2 separate regions of the Mus musculus genome follow, and region 2 is linked to region 1. The links are chromatin loops, found by intact Hi-C in ENCODE. Cell type or tissue: left cerebral cortex. All regions are shown on one strand.

The links. Hi-C counts contacts between places; a loop is a spot of excess contacts. Peaks named below come from ENCODE experiments on the same cell type or tissue, not always from the same donor. Only the 100,000 strongest peaks of a DNase experiment are listed, where the experiment ranks them.
Region 2: it touches region 1 in a loop (3-fold over the local background); 2 of 42 quality-filtered maps call a loop at or near these places.

Annotation. Positions count from the first base shown.
Region 1 is chr13:25,893,881-25,901,880 of GRCm38, reverse strand. No RefSeq gene overlaps it. Among named protein-coding and RNA genes, the nearest start is that of Gm11351, 68 kb to the left of the region's middle. In left cerebral cortex, no CTCF peak of the experiment used is centred here; DNase peaks (open chromatin) are centred at 1,425, 1,806, 2,111 and 4,454; H3K4me3 peaks cover 333 bases.
Region 2 is chr13:25,677,783-25,685,782 of GRCm38, reverse strand. It overlaps the pseudogene Gm11350. Among named protein-coding and RNA genes, the nearest start is that of Gm11351, 280 kb to the left of the region's middle. In left cerebral cortex, no CTCF peak of the experiment used is centred here; a DNase peak (open chromatin) is centred at 7,299; H3K27ac peaks cover 1,714 bases.

The DNA.
Region 1 (8,000 bases):
AAGCATAAGACTGTAAAATGTGAGACCAAAAACAACATGAAAAGTGAATTTTCAAACTTTCTAACTTGAAGGATTCAAGATCTCCGTAGGGAAACTGATGCTCAAGTAAACAGCCCTTCCAGATTCGAGACCTCATAACCGAGAAATTATTTTTCCCTGGAGTTTGACCTGCTGACAGGCGACTATGTTAACTCATGGAATTGAAATGAATGAAGTGAGGATAGGGCTGTCACCTGTATCAACAAAGTCCCAGGTGACAAGAGGCTCAAGGCTTTGAAGTCTGGTGTTGCAGGCAGTGCAGTTAGTAAATCATTCAAGCAAGAAAACCTGAGCTCCTGCCTCAGGCACCCACAGAAGCTCAGGCACATCAGCGAGAGCCCATAATCCTTACACTGAGTGGGAAGAAACAAGTACAGGAGTTCTGGGTCCACTAGGAGACTTTATCTCAGCATGTAAGGTAGAAAGCCATCAAGAGAGACACCTAGTCTTGATCTCTGACATTACCACACATACACATGTGCAAGCACACGGCCACTCAGGTGAACATGCACAAACACACATCAGAGAGAGAGAGAGAGAGAGAGAGAGAGAGAGAGAGAGAGAGAGAGAGAGAGAGAGAGAGAGAGAGAGAGAGAGAGAGAGAGAAACATGACCTTCCAATATTTACATCTGGTAATAAACTGTGAGTTTTTTTAGAGAGATTTTTAAAGTCAATTTTTGGTCATAACATCAATAATGGATTTCATTTTCACATGCACAAGCATATTTTTATACTTTTGATTTGCATTTGTATTAATTTATGTATTCACCTTACATCCAAATTGCGGCTCCCCTCCTCCCAGCACCCCCTCAAATAGCTCCTCCTGCATATCATTTTCCTTATTCACTGAACTATACTTCCTTCCCCCACCTCTTTCACCTTTCATTGATCTCTTAAATCCTCCCAAATATTTCCACTTTCAGTATTCATGACACAAGTGTTCAATTATCCTCATCTGATAAGTTTGCCCTTCCCCTCCCTCCTGACCATTTTCTCCCATCTCATATTATCTTTTCAGTTTGATAGACTAAAAGCATGCATATATGAGATTATATATATTATATATATATATATGCTCACATATGTATATATATATATGTATATATATATATATATATATATATATATATATATACATATATATTCATACATTCCATATGAGGGAAAATGTGTGAGATTCTTTCTGCTTCTGGCTTGCTTCCGTTTGAAATTCAAAGATTTCTGTGAGATCTTTTCTGCATAGTTTGTCTCTCTTTATCACCATTTCCTCCACCAGAATGGAGATTTTTATTGAGTGGGGACAAGTGTGATGGTTGCTTTGCAAACTGATTAGAAAATTCCTAGCTTACATGTTCCTTGGATTTTCATTTCCTGGCTAGATAGTTAAGACTCTTCTATTTAAACAGTGAGCGGCTTCCCCTTTAAACGCCGTCCCTGCTTTGATGGGTATACACCGTGAAGCCTAGATTTTGCAATAAAGGAGAATCTAATTAGACCTTTCAATTGAGAAAGGAGGCTAAACTCTTTTGCTTCAACATAAAAATGTTCAGTAAAACCTTTCCCCCTTTCTGTAGTGAAAATAGCAGTTATCTTTAAGAGAGAAGAAAAGGCACAAATTATCCCACCTCCTTTCTCAATTCAAGCATAAGTCAGAGGCAGTGGACCCAGCCTCTTTTCCTCTCCACATCAGAAGGAAGGTGAATTTCAAAATCTGAGGCAGCAACTGAGAGCAAGACTGTGGAGGAGAAAGCATTGCCAGGGCTTTTAAGCCCTTTACACCAACTCAAAACGCCTTCGAGTTAAAAGCATGAAAATTGCAGTACTACTTCAATAAGCAAGTCGCTTAAATATAATTTTTGGCACCACATACATATTCACAGAGAAAATGAGTCAAGAAAGACAGTTTGTAGTTTTACGAAAAGGAAACCGTAAAATTTTAAATATTCTCACCCATGTCTATGCAGGAAAAGCACTATCATTTTTTTTTTTTAGAAAGAAGAAAAAGTAAACTGTTAAGTAGGACTTAGCATCAAGGGAACTTTGAGAGAACGAGTATGAAATCAGCCCAAAACAAACCTTCCTCATTAGCGTGATAGGAGGCCTGTCTATCCTGTAGCCAGAAGATTCGGTCAGAGGAAAGGAGGTGGCAACAATTTTCATATGGTTGGCTTGTGACACTGCAGAATGAAATGAACTTGATATCCTGTATCACAGAGAGTTAAAAGCATGCCATCCTATCCTCACAGAGCACCAGGGCTACCACAGACACTGTGACTCTAAGACCCTAAGACCCTTGTAATGATGTAGAACAGTGTTTGCATGTGTGTGTGTGTGTGTGTGTGTGTGTTCATGTGTTCTTATTTGGGGAGAGTAATTAAGGGGCTAATAGCCAAGAGGTCACACACAGCAGTTGAATAATAATTGCCTCCACTGGTGAGCAGTGGTATCAGTATGGAGTGCTACTAGATCACACTATACTGAATAGTTGACAAGAAGTCTTCAGACGTCACTCCCAATTGTCTAAAAGCAACAGTAGGCTTCCAAAGGACAGAAGAGATGCTTGTTATATAGACCAATGTTTATGCATCCCAGATATTATCACCTCCCTTTTTATCCTAATACATAAATCAATAAACTTGATACCTCAGTTTCCCTGTATTTCTGAGAAAGCAGGAAACACATGTTGTGAAGTAAAAGAGGACTCAACCCTACTTTACCTTCAGCACTGCATATCCTCTATATCCACAACCACCTGACAATTTTATAGAAAATCCTCAGATAAAGTCTAGGACAAATGGCAGTTAATGATGACATAGGCTAAAGCGATCATTTCTTGAGGAGGATACCCTGAATCCAGTTTCCCTCAATTTTCTGCTAAAAAGTAAGTTTTTTACTCACTTTCATATCAAGGAGAATTCTTTTTTATCATTTTATTTTTGAGATTTTAATATAATTACATTTATCTCTTCCTGTCCTTCTCTCCAAACTTTGTCATCCATGTCTCCTGGCACTCCTTCAAATTCAGGACCCCTTATATTTTTCATTAATTATTATTGCTTGCTTATATTTATTTTTATAGAAGATCCCCATTTTGGATAAGGAAAAAAGAGTTTTAGAAACTACTTTGTGGAATGGAAGATCTGGTCTCATTCCAGGACTAGCAAAGGTGACCTTTAGTAATCTACAGGTAACCTGCTGATTTGTGAGTATCTGCAGAGACTTGGAAGAACACATGGTAAAACTCACCAAACTTTGAATGTTCTTGATGCCTATGGAGTTTTAATTTTGGAGACTTTTACATATTTTCAAAATTTTTATATAAGACTGTATTATTTTTAGTAGTACTATTACAATGTCATACCAATTTCTTATAAAACTTGACTGAAATAAAGCTTAAAGTTCTTTTACAACTGTGCCTGCCACCATCACTATCACTGGTAAAATTTTACCTGCTGGTTTTCCTCTACATCATCAGACATGACTTTGAGTCCTGGAGTAAGAAGGTTCTGCCATGTAGCAATGCAAAGTGGCAAACCTAAAAATTATGGATAGAAGACCTTTCTATTATAAATCCATTGTTCTTAAACCCACCCCAAGGCAGTATTTACTAATATATGAACATAAATAGAGAAAACTACTGTGGTTGTTCAGTCAAACAGGATGAGGCGGCCAGGATGTTGACTTCAGTTTAACATAAAGTCATATTGCAAATGGGAACATGTCTACTGGTTACTTCAAGTGTGAGTTCAGAAAACCACTTGTCAAAAAAAAAATGTGCTCATCTTACATCTTATATCCTGGTGATCTTCCATGGTTTGGTTAATAGAGCGTAGAATCATTTGAAGGGAGAAGCCTCACTTGAAGGATTGCAGAAAGAGGTGTATCTGTGGCCATGCCAATGAGGGGTTGTTGTCTTGACTGTTCATTGATGTAAAAGACCCAGCCCACTGTGGGCAGTGCCATTCCCTTGGCAGGTGGTCCTGGTCTTGATAGAAATGCTAGGTAAGCATGAGTTTGTGAGGGAGCAAGAGAGCATATGACAGAGTGGGCCAGCAAGTAGCTCCCCCATGATTTCTGCCTTTATTTCTACACTGACTTTCTTAAATGATAGATTATAACCTGAAAGTATAAGAAAAATAAAGTCTTTCTTCCCTAAGTGACATTGGCTCAGAATATTATTTCACAACAGAAAAAGAAACTAGAATAGCATGGAAGTTTTTAAAGAAATCTCATTTGTAAATGTTCTTTTTCTTCCCATTGCTATGATTGTCTCCTACAGAGTACATGTTGGAAGTTCTTCAAGGGTATATAAATACACATACATTTTCAGGATATGCACTTTTCTGAAGCATCGATTTAAAAGGAATATTTTGTTATCCGCCTTAATTAAAGTCCAACACACATTGTGTTTTGGGGGATTTATCTGAAAAATATCACAGGCATGGATATTTGAAAAGGGAAAACTACTAGAGTAACAAACCTCGGAAAGGTCCACATCTGAGGAGAAAAGATGAGGAAAAATGATGCTCAGGCAGACTGTGCTGTTATTTTTAAACACAGAATTCATTACAGCCAGGACTACACAGAGAAACCCTATCTCAAAAAAAGAAAAAAAATCATTCTTATAAACCAAGGAAAACAACCTCTGTGTTCTTCCTGACAACACAATTTATTTCTTTACCAATGCTTGTGTGATCCTTGGAAGAAAATTTCTGATGCATCAATCCAAGAGCATACTTCACTATTTATCCATTAAAATGTACATTGCTGTAGAATTTCAAAATGTTTTTCAAATAAGTAAATTGACTGCATGAGCTAGCAGGCTGATCCCTAATGATGCCACAGGAGACTTAGAGACTATCATGAGGACGGTTAAAATGAGTGGATGAGGTGGGTGGTAAGATGATAATCAAATTGTGGCTAATGTCCAGAGAGACATCTAGTATTTTACTAATTTCCCTTTTAGGTTTGAACCCTTAAAAAATTACTCTAGGAACCTAAGAGTTTGGCTTAAGAAGTTAAGGGTTCAGACTGCTCTTGTAGGGATCTAATTTTATTTCCCAGCTCCCAAGTCAGATGGCTAAAATCTTCCTAGAAGTCAGCCCCAGGCAATCCAATTTCTCTGACTTCTGTGTGTACGGGTACTCACAGAACAATCTCAAACTAATGAGAGAATCTATGAAAATCCTCAATTATATTTAATAATAAATTACTTTGCTTATTCCTAACTTTGGGAACACGGATTCCCTAATCTTACCACCTTTATTAAGCATGTTGTTGTTGTTGTTTTGTTTTTTTCCTGGATCTCACCAGTGGTATAGCACAAGAAGAAGAAATCTGAAGCACCTAATTCAGAAAAAAAAAAAAGTTTACCAAAATGGAAATAAAAATGAATTGATTTAGGGACCTGTGTAAAAGCAATAAATATGAATTGATTAATAATTACTGTATAGAGAAAGAGAGGGAATAAGGGTAAATGACTCAGCTGCTAAAGTGTTTGTCACCCAAGCATGATGGCCTAGCTTCAGGTCCTAAGCGCCTGTGTAGAAACTCAGGAGCAACTGCACTCCTAGCTGTGGTGAGATGGAGACAGGTGAGAAGTGCACACTTGGAGTTCGATAGGCTGTGAGGATAGGTTCAGTAATGGACTCCTTCTTTAAAAAAAAAGAGAGAGAGAAAATAATTGAAGAAGACACCTGATATCAACCTCTAGCTTTTGTGCTCATGAGCATAAACACACATTTGCAACCTCAGTTACATGTGCATATGGCATACACACACACATACACACAAACAGACACACACACACACACACACACACACACACACACACACAGCAGAGACAGAGACCAAGAGGAAAATTTGGGTAGAGAAAAAAGTTTGTATTTTCAATTGATTCAAACTTCCAAACATAGAAACAGACATTTAAAGAGCCCATTGGTTATCAAATGAGATAAAGAAAATTAAGAAATATGGCTAAGCATGTTATTTTCAAACTGCTTAAAGCAAAATGAGTTTTAAAGCGATTAGAAATACCTAAAGACACATAATATACAGGTGAAGCAATTTACTGATGTCCTAATTGAAACAGGAGATGGAAATAGTAGAGAAAGCAATTTTATTTTTGTTGTCTTCTTAAAGATTTAATTTGTGTGTCTGGATATGTACCTGTGTAGGCACCCATAGAAGCCAGGAGGGCTGAATCCTGGGATCTAGAATTACACAGGTACGCCACTTACTGTAGGTGCTGACAACCAAACTCTGGTCTTCTGCAAGAGCAGTATACATTCTTAACCAATGAACCATAATATCTTCAGTCCCTAGGAATGTATTTTTAAAAGCTAAAATTAAAAATAATAATAATTGTTAGTGATATATATATATATATATATATATATATTCTTTAAAATTGGATATCTGAAACTTGAATTCCCACAAATTATTACACACATGCACAAGCACATGCACACACACACACTGATATATGTATATGTATATGTTATATGTTGTGTTATATGTTATATGTATGTGTATGTGTATATATCCAGAATCTGGCCATGTAAATGCTGGCATGTGTTAAAAGCATTGTCTGCAACCTTAACTCAGAGAAGGTAATTTCTTCACTCATTTGGAGTTCAATTGGTCGAGAGAGCACGAGCTGATGGAGAACAATAACAGTGTCTGAAGCTGAGTGTATGAACTAGGCAATAAAGGGATGACTGGGCCAGGTCTCTGAGAGAAAGACAAATGCTGGAAGAAGCAATAAGGAAAACATCAGTGTGAAGAGAATTCATAGCAGTGCAAGTTCAGAGAAAGGGGGACTCTTCGCTGGGGTGAAGATCAACCAGGGCTTTGAATTTTGAGATTCGGGAGATCATTTTGAAATGTAAAGTAGCGAGTCTACCAGCCATGTTCAGTCTTCAAACATTTCTTTAACTATATTTTTTTTAGATGCTGCCCTGTTGATAACCTCAGAAGTCTTCAGGGAAAACTAAGGTCTTCAGGAGCTCCACTTATAGCCCACTAACTAATAAGTAGCCTGTGTTCATCTCAGCAGAAAGTAATTCTGAAAATTGCTGTGGCTAACCCCAATCTATACATTTTTGACAAAATTCTACTCTGTTGACTGGTTCATCTCTAAAATCAGTATCTCTAAGTCTTCTAAACTTTGCTCCCAAAACCAAATAGAATCCACCTATCTTATTCTGTAAAGGCCTTGCTCACTTGCATGTCAGTACTCAGCTATCTGTATTTCTCAAAAGGGTCACCTCTGTTAGCCTATTAATTAATTAATTTTTATTCATAATCTATTTTTCTTCCAAGTATGCTACTGTGCCAAGTAGCATGTGTCTGGCAGATGGCAATTGAAATGGCTAAAATGATACTGAGGTGACTTGAACTGACTTAAACCACATCGATTAGAGTTGAGTTCTTTATATGAAACATAATTTTAGAAAGGCTAGAATGAAAATAACTGTCCTCCTCAAAAAGGGCTTCCACCTAGAGAGAGCAGGGGTGGCATTGATTTCCTGGAGCTGAGTTCCTGGATTATTTGACTAACCCTGTGGTGAAGGACTCAGTAACAAGAAGACACTCAAAGAGTTCTTAAATGTAAGTTGTGTCTTGGACCCAGCTTTTCTCAGCATCAGTAGCTCACCCTGTTGATTAGATGTACATGCATCATGATAAGACATAAGGCTGGATATGTGCATTGAAATTTCCAAATTTGAGAATGCTTAAATTGGTGCCTGAACATTTGGCAGGCTAAGAAGTGTTGGTAAATTTTTGGCCAATGGGAGACATGGCTGGATTTTGCTTAGAAGAAAAGGAAAACTCAAGAGTATGTACTACGTCAGTGAACAGCAGCAAGAAGGTAGGAGAATATGGTGAATGGTCTTCAGAGCACCAGTGTGTTTGCCAGACACCCTTACCATATCCTCCCTTTACAGTGTATAACAGT
Region 2 (8,000 bases), 220 kb after region 1:
AGCTCCTCCTGCAACATGCCTGACTGGATGATGCCGTGTTCCCACTTCGATGATAACAGACTGAACCTCTGAATCTGTAAGCCAGCCCCAATTAAATGTATTCCTTATAAGAGTTGCCTTGATCATGATGTCTGTTCACAGCAGTAAAATCCTAACTAAGACACCAGGTCTACCAACCCAGGGATGGCACCACGCACAATGGCTGCGCTCTCCCCACTTGATCACTAATTGAGAAAATGCCTTACAGCTGGATCTCATGGAGGCATTTCCTCAAGGAAGGATCCTTTCTCTGTGATAACTCCAGTTTTTATTAAGTTGGCAAACAAAACCAGCCAGTTCAAGCCGATTCTGGCTTTGGAGATGGTTAGTTTAAGATGGGCATTTCACAGCCAAGTAGACCGGTCCATTACTGATGTAGATGTTTGGACTTTAGTTCTCCAAGGAAATTTTGACTTGAGACATGATATTTCCAAAGCTATAGTGACAGATATTTTAGTCTGGCATATATGAGGCTAAGGGTTTCACCCCAGCACTGCATAAACTAAATGTGGTGATCCATGCTTACAATCCCAGCATTTAGGAGGTAGACACAGAGGGATGAGAAATTCAAAATCATCCTGTTATATTGTGAATTCCAGGTAAACCTGAGACACATAATGCCCTGTCTAAAACAAAAGCAAACCAAGAATTCTGTTCATTGAGAGAGCATAATGAGACAGATCTTCAGCCTGAACCTCAAGAAGTGAGTCAAAAAGGAGAACCTGAGGAAAGCCTGAGGAAGAAATGTAAGAAACACTTGAGAGATGGCAGGCACAGCAGCTCACCATCAGAGACATTTGCTTCATCTTCTTTTAGCAATTTCCGTGAACAGAGCTAGTGAAAGCCTTCACAATTCCAACTGAGTCAGGTGTGAACTCTAATTTGAGGCATATGGAGTGGGAAACTGAGGCAAAGGGCTCTTTAGAGTTCAATGCCCTTATCTTGCCCTCAGAGGGAAGACTTGCACAGATAAGGAAAGTCCAAATATTGGGGGCTTTATCCTGTCCCATAGAAGATTTGGAGCATGATATTGTGACATGACTGAATTAGCCAAATGGGATTGGTTACAATGCAAAATGAAGAATTCCTGCCAATGTCTTTCTTGGCCCCTGAGCATTAGACAATCCAAATTTAGTGCCTGCAATTTGCAATAGGGATGTTGAAAGAAGACATGGATGAGTAGGAGGCACCTTCAAGTCAAATGTCTACATGAAGACATGGGTGGTGATTAAAAGCTACAAGAGATGGATCAGAACAATTTTACATCCTTTCGTAGTCTAAACAGCTCTGCTGCAGCAAGACACTGAGTTGCTCCAATTGCCATGCTATGCAAGTACCTCAGCATAAATGAGAAATGTGAGGTTTGGGCACAAGAAACATTTCATCCATGATACATACATTAAAAAGAACAGAACCTGGTGTATCCCACACATTGCAATAAAAAAAAGTCACCTCAAACAAGTATTGGGACCTATCTGCTGTGAAAGTGAGCTCACAGGGGACGTAGCCTCTTCAGAAGTGAACTTTGAGAGGATGACATCAGGTGAACTGGCCTGCAGAACTTGGTTTAGAGCAGGTAGCAGGAGATGAGCTAAACTGTAGAAGTGATTGTGCAAGAGTCAAAGCATGTGAAAGGTGAGTTTTGGGAGGTGTCAGAGTATGTGAAAGTCTGTGCAAGTGAGCTTTAGGGAGGTTACCACATGGGTTTTATTGGAATTGCTCAGAGATGGGTAGACAATGGGGTAGCATGTGGGGTACACTGAGGCACTGAGAATGTTCTTGGGATGTGTGCATGTCTGGGGTTTTTTCACATGTTCCTCCAGAACTGGAATATGCAATAGATAGTCATCGGTATGTTCCCAGACTTTCTGGCCCAGGAAATTGAGCATAAGCTAAAGGAAACAGGATTTATGTCCAAGCTGTTCCCTAATACATCAACTATGTTTTCAAAACAAGTGTTATAGCAGAACTGGCCACACCATAAATCTATCTGTTGCAGACAGTAGAAATGTCAGCAAAGCCATCAGAGACAGGATGACTCAAATGCAAATTAGCAACTATCAGACTAGCATACTCAAGAAACAGTCTGGACTTCTTTTCCCTCTGAAACCCTGATTTGCTGAGGTCGGTGTGTAAACAATTTCTCCTTGGGTGGGGGAGTAGCAGAGTAGAATTTTGAGCCATTATGAAAATTGGCCAAGGCAACTGAAGTATCTACAGTCAAATGTTTTAGGCCACTTTAAGTTTAAACCAGCCTGGTTCAAATTTGGTCTCACAATTCCATTCCTTCTGTTTGCTTTCTCAAGGGAGGAATGGACACAGGAAGGCTGGACAAGATTTGGCCACTTACAGAGAATTAAATGATAAGCATTATTACTCATTAAGCATGAAGGGAGGACAGCCAGTCAGTACATTGCTTCGTTTCTCTAGGCAACTATTTTGATAGGAAATAGACAGATAACTGACATGAGTTCCACAGTAGATGTCTATGATAGGTTACATATGCGGGGATGACTGCCTATCCAGCTTGTTTATGTATTTTCTCATCAGTTCAAATAGGAGAAGGAATATACAGGTCAGGGTTCTTAGTTGTACTGCTAGGTCAGTACCATAGTAGATGCCTCTTTGGCTTTGATGAGCATGGGTGTGAGATCCTATAGCTATTGCTATGTGAAGCCTCACCATCTCTAGAGTTTTATAAGGAGGGGTGCCCAAAAGGCTGCTTTGTCAAGAGTTCTATTCTCTCATAAGATCAGAAGAGGAACCAGTGCTTGCTGCATACTGCATACTATAAGCTACTCATGTTGTAGTTTTACCATTGAAGTCTCTGGACACATAATTTTGTGATGTGTGTGAGATAATCTCCAGTTTACCAAATGCAGGACATGCTGATTGTAGGCTACCTGAGACAGCAGTCAAAACTCGTGTCTGTTTTTAACAATATTTGATAATTTTATACATGAATATACTATATTTGCATCATTATCTCCTCCCTTTTCCTCTCCAGTATCTCTCATGGCCCGCCATCCAATCAAACATATATACATACATTCATACATACACACACATATGTGTGTATATATATGTATATGTAAATATATATGTATACATAATCAATTTAGTGTTGTTCTATCTGTATGTATCTAGAGCTAACAAGTTGGAAATGAATGACCTATCAGAAAGTTCATCCCTGAAAAAGATTAATATCTCTCTTTGTCTCTCTCTGTCTCTTTGTCTCTCTGTCTCTTTGTCTCTCTCTCTCTATCTCTCTCTCTGTGTCTCTCAGTAGTATTGAGTAAATATATATATTGTACAAAGGTTTGGAGCCTTATGAGATTTCTTCCACCCACGCTGGAATGTTGTTAACTAGTAGTGCCATTGAGTAGGTTTTGTTTTATGGGACCAAACTTTTGTGACTTCATGAATGAAAATGCCCTGTCCTATATAAAAGACACTAGTGCTACCTCGAAGCAGAGCTCCTAGTCCCATGGGCAATAATTTTCCCACCTCTTCTCAAATGTTTTAGTTGTATTGAAGATATACCACGTCAGGTTGGGTACCTTCAGCCATTTGTTCTCTGCAGTTCTCTATCAGAGAACTGTATATTTCTGTAAGTTATGAACTTCGGAAGAAGAAGAAGAAGAAGAAGAAGAAGAAGAAGAAGAAGAAGAAGAAGAAGAAGAAGAAGAAGAAGAAGAAGAAGAGGAAGAAGAAGAAGAAGAACAACAACAACAACAAAGGCAACAGCAGCAACAGCAGCAACAGCAACAGCAGCAGCAGCAGCAACAGCAGCAACAGCAGCAACAGCAACAGCAGCAGCAGCAGCAGCAACAGCAACAGCAGCAGCAGCAGCAACAGCAGCAACAGCAACAGCAACAGCAGCAGCAGCAACAGCAGCAACAGCAGCAACAGCAACAGCAACAGCAGCAGCAGCAGCAACAGCAACAGCAGCAGCAGCAGCAACAGCAGCAACAGCAACAGCAACAGCAGCAGCAGCAACAGCAGCAACAGCAGCAACAGCAACAGCAACAGCAGCAGCAGCAACAGCAAGAAGCTTCTTTGGTGAGAGGTGTAAACTATACTTCTCTGTGCAGATAAAAATAAATATTTACTATGCACTTAGGATTTATACTGGCTTAGGAACATGGAGATAGAGTTTCTCTTATAGGTTTCATGACCCTCCAGACTCTGGTAATTGCCAAGTTTAAGGTACCAGACATGAATTTCCTCCTACTGATTAGGTTTTAGTCTAAGTGACATAAGTGCCACTATTGCATAATTGGGAATATTTTGCCATGATGAACAATGTTTTGGTTTGTAGGTGTGACAGCTCGGTAAGAAAATTGTATACTTTCTCCTTTGGAAGCTTATCTTAGAGCTAGTCCTTACACAGGAGGCTTCTAGGCAGCTTGATTCCTCCATGTCTAGTGCCCAGTGTGTGTGAAGCCATTAGCAATAAGATCTTACCTCCAGGTTGTAGTAGGCAGCCAGAGACAATAGCAATCCCATCTATTGTTTTGGGCAGGAAATCTTTTCTCCTTTTATGTTACTTGTCTGAAGCATTTTGTTAAAGTTCTGGAAATTCTCGTAAAGCACTGCTGTAGGTATGGCCTTTGCCATCAGTACTGCAATGAAGAGCTGGGAAGATGAACATGATCTTTCTGATATCAAAGAAGACAAACTAAAAGGAAAGAGGACGAATCTCCAACACAGCAGATTTTTTTTTTTTTTTTTTTTTTGCCTAGACACTAAAAAGTGTCTTTGCCAAATACTATAATGTAACTACAAATCCCAAGCTCTTTACTACCACAGCTGGGGCTCATCAGCAAGAGGGAGAAACTGTTTTAAATTTGGACCAGTGTGATGTGAACATCTTTAAATCCTTCGTAATTAGTGTTGCAATGATCATCCAAAGTCAATTGCTTGCTGTTTCTAATCCAGGGTACATTGTGAACTATATACTTTGAAAGGTATATTCGGCTTCCACAAAATCTGTTCTACTGGAAGTCACTTCCTCTAGATTTCTCTCAGTTCCAATGAATGATGGAGAAATTGCTGTATTACATTCAATAACCTGTCACTGGATAGTGTGTAGGTTGTTTGGGTTATAAGATGAGTCTAGTATGCCTGGATGGAGTGGGATGATCATTGCTGACAGCTCTTTCATGTATGTTCATGAGCATAGGTACTCAATCAAATAAGAAGTGACAAAAAGTGATTCAGAAGCCAGTGCTTGGCAAGTGCTTCTGAGGTCATGACTCCTGGGCATTAGATAACCTGGGGCAGATTTGGCAAAAATGTAATGAAGACCCGTAGATGGTTTTATCCAATTTCTAAAGCATGGTTACGATTCTCTTCAGAATAAAAAATAATGGCTCTCTCAGTGAGCTTTGCATTTTGGGACAAATATGCAGTCTCAAATACTGACTTCTCAAATATGACTCTTATTCCTGAAAAAGGAAGGTTTCTAATTGAGGAAGAATGCATTTTGGGCTACACAAGGACCTGCCATCCTGAAATCTGGCCCTTCACTGTTGAGGCTGCACGAGGACTTCAGTTGGAGGTTTTTCCTGTTGTCCTTTCTGGCTGATCTGTGATGGAAATGCTAATAATATGAAGGTCTAGACAGGAATTCAACACATTAAACTTAGAAATATTCATGGCTTACAAACCCAACTCAAACACCTATCCTGAAGTTATTTATCGTTCCAAAGCAGTTAGTGTCAAATAGTTCAATTGCCTCTGAGATTCCAGTGAGGACTATATACCAAAGAGCCAACTTCAATGTTTTCTTGGATACAAGGTAAAAATAAACAAATAGATAGAAGCATAGATAGATACTGATAGTCTTCTGTATGACTGTGCTTATGGACTATGTTTCATGTGTTATATGCATTTATAATTACATAGCCATATAAGAGAATTCAAATATAAACAGAAGCACTAACAATCTGAGTGCTGTAAAACACCCCAAGTTTCAAATAGTGGGAGGATCTGAGAAGATAGGTTAGTTCAGTGAGTATGAGAACTATGCATTCATAAGGAAAATATTTATAATGTGCATAATATAAAAGCTCAGACATGTCTGAACACACCTATAATCCCAGCACCAAGGGCCAGAGGCAAGGCATATCCAGCATCTTCCGGTCTAGCCAGCTCTGAACCTTCATTTCACTGAGGGACTGTCTGAAAAGAATGAATAGAAAGCAACAGAGGAAGACACTCAACCTTCTCCTCTGGCCCCTCCTCTCCAGTGCATTCCATCTCTACCCACACATCCACATATGCACAATATACCAAAGGAAAAGAAAGAAGACCTTCAAAAAATGGGGTGGAAAGGTTAAACAATGAAAACAAATGAAAAACTACAAAGGCAAGAAGGATAGTGTGATGGTTTTAATGAGATGAGAACCATAAATCTAGGACATTTGATATGGTTCCCAATTGGTGGATGTTTGGATAGGCTTAATGGTGTGGGCTTGATAGAGGAATTACATTACCAAGGTTGGTTTTGAGCTTTCAAAACATTCATGCCATGTCAAATGAGGTCTCTCTGTTTCTTGTTTGTGGTTCAAGATTTGAGCCCTCAGCATCACTTGTCACTTACTGCCTCTGCTCTGATATCTTTGTTTTAATCTCCTGGAACACCAAGTCCATAATGAATTGTCTTTTCTGTGAGATGCTTTGGTCATAGTATTTCATTAAAGCTAGAAATTAGCATGTGTTGAAGTGACAATACACATGACTTGATATGCAATTTTTTCTACACATGCCAATGAGATATCAAAGGACTTTGTGACGTTCTTATGATCTGTCATTAAATTCTTGTTCATGAATTTCTATTGAGTAGTTGCTAATGTAGATGATATCAAATACACTTTTGGAACTTGTATGATGTATTTTGAATAAGTCCAAAAAAGTTTCAAACTGAATTTCAGAACATTTTAAATGAATATTTGAGTCACAGGCAGGTCATGTGGACTATGAGATGAAAATTTTGCATCCTGTTGGTGACATTCATAGCTGAATTCTGGTGAATATTCATGTTAATGAGTAAGAAGAGATCCATTCTCTGTCATAGCTGTTTAAGCAATAAAATTTTGCACTGAATAATCAGCAGAATGAATCAATGTGCCCTTCGGTATGCAGGGTGGGAATGTTTTTCCCCACAGGTCATGGGAAAAGTCAAAGATTAAATAGGAAATGTAGTTGAGCTCTCCTTAGCAACAATCTAATTTTATATCCTTCCAAACTCACTACCACAGTCACGCTCTCCTGAGAAGGATGGGGTTATTTCTATCCTGAGTTCCTGTTTCTAGAATACAGTTTTGCAAGAGTTCTATATTCAGTGCACAAAAGTAGGGCACCTTCTGCAAAAATAAAGAGTAGCTCTTGTTCCTAAGAGCTTATCACCCAAAGGCACTAGTAATGTGAAATGTTGAGTAGCTACACAGCAGCAAATGGCAGAAAACTAGTCAGTATTTTTAGAAAATATAATTTCCCCAGAGAGAAAAAGATTAGTAAATTCAAACTAGAAACCCAAGTTTAAAGGGGGGGGGGAGTACTTTCAGGATGAGGGCCATTATTTGAGATGTAGACGCTTAAGGAGACAGGATTGGTTGCCCCTTTCATGTGACACTATTTTGAGGGAGATGCAAATGAGTATTTACTCAGTCCAGATAAAGTATTGATGACAGAGCAAGGTAATGATAGCATAAAAGTCCAACTTGGTGAACCAATGATTTCATTAGGGTCAGTCCCAAGAGTGTGTGTGAGAGATTACCTACAGGACCAAGGATGACTCAAAGTCAGCTATGCACCCAGCATGGGGTGACAGCTCATGAAAACATGAAACCTGGGACTCTTTGCATGATTTGTAGGTAGCTCAGCAGGATACAAATTCTTCTTTCCTTGGCACCCTTTATTGCTAATATAGCCTTGCACATATAACAAGTTTCTGG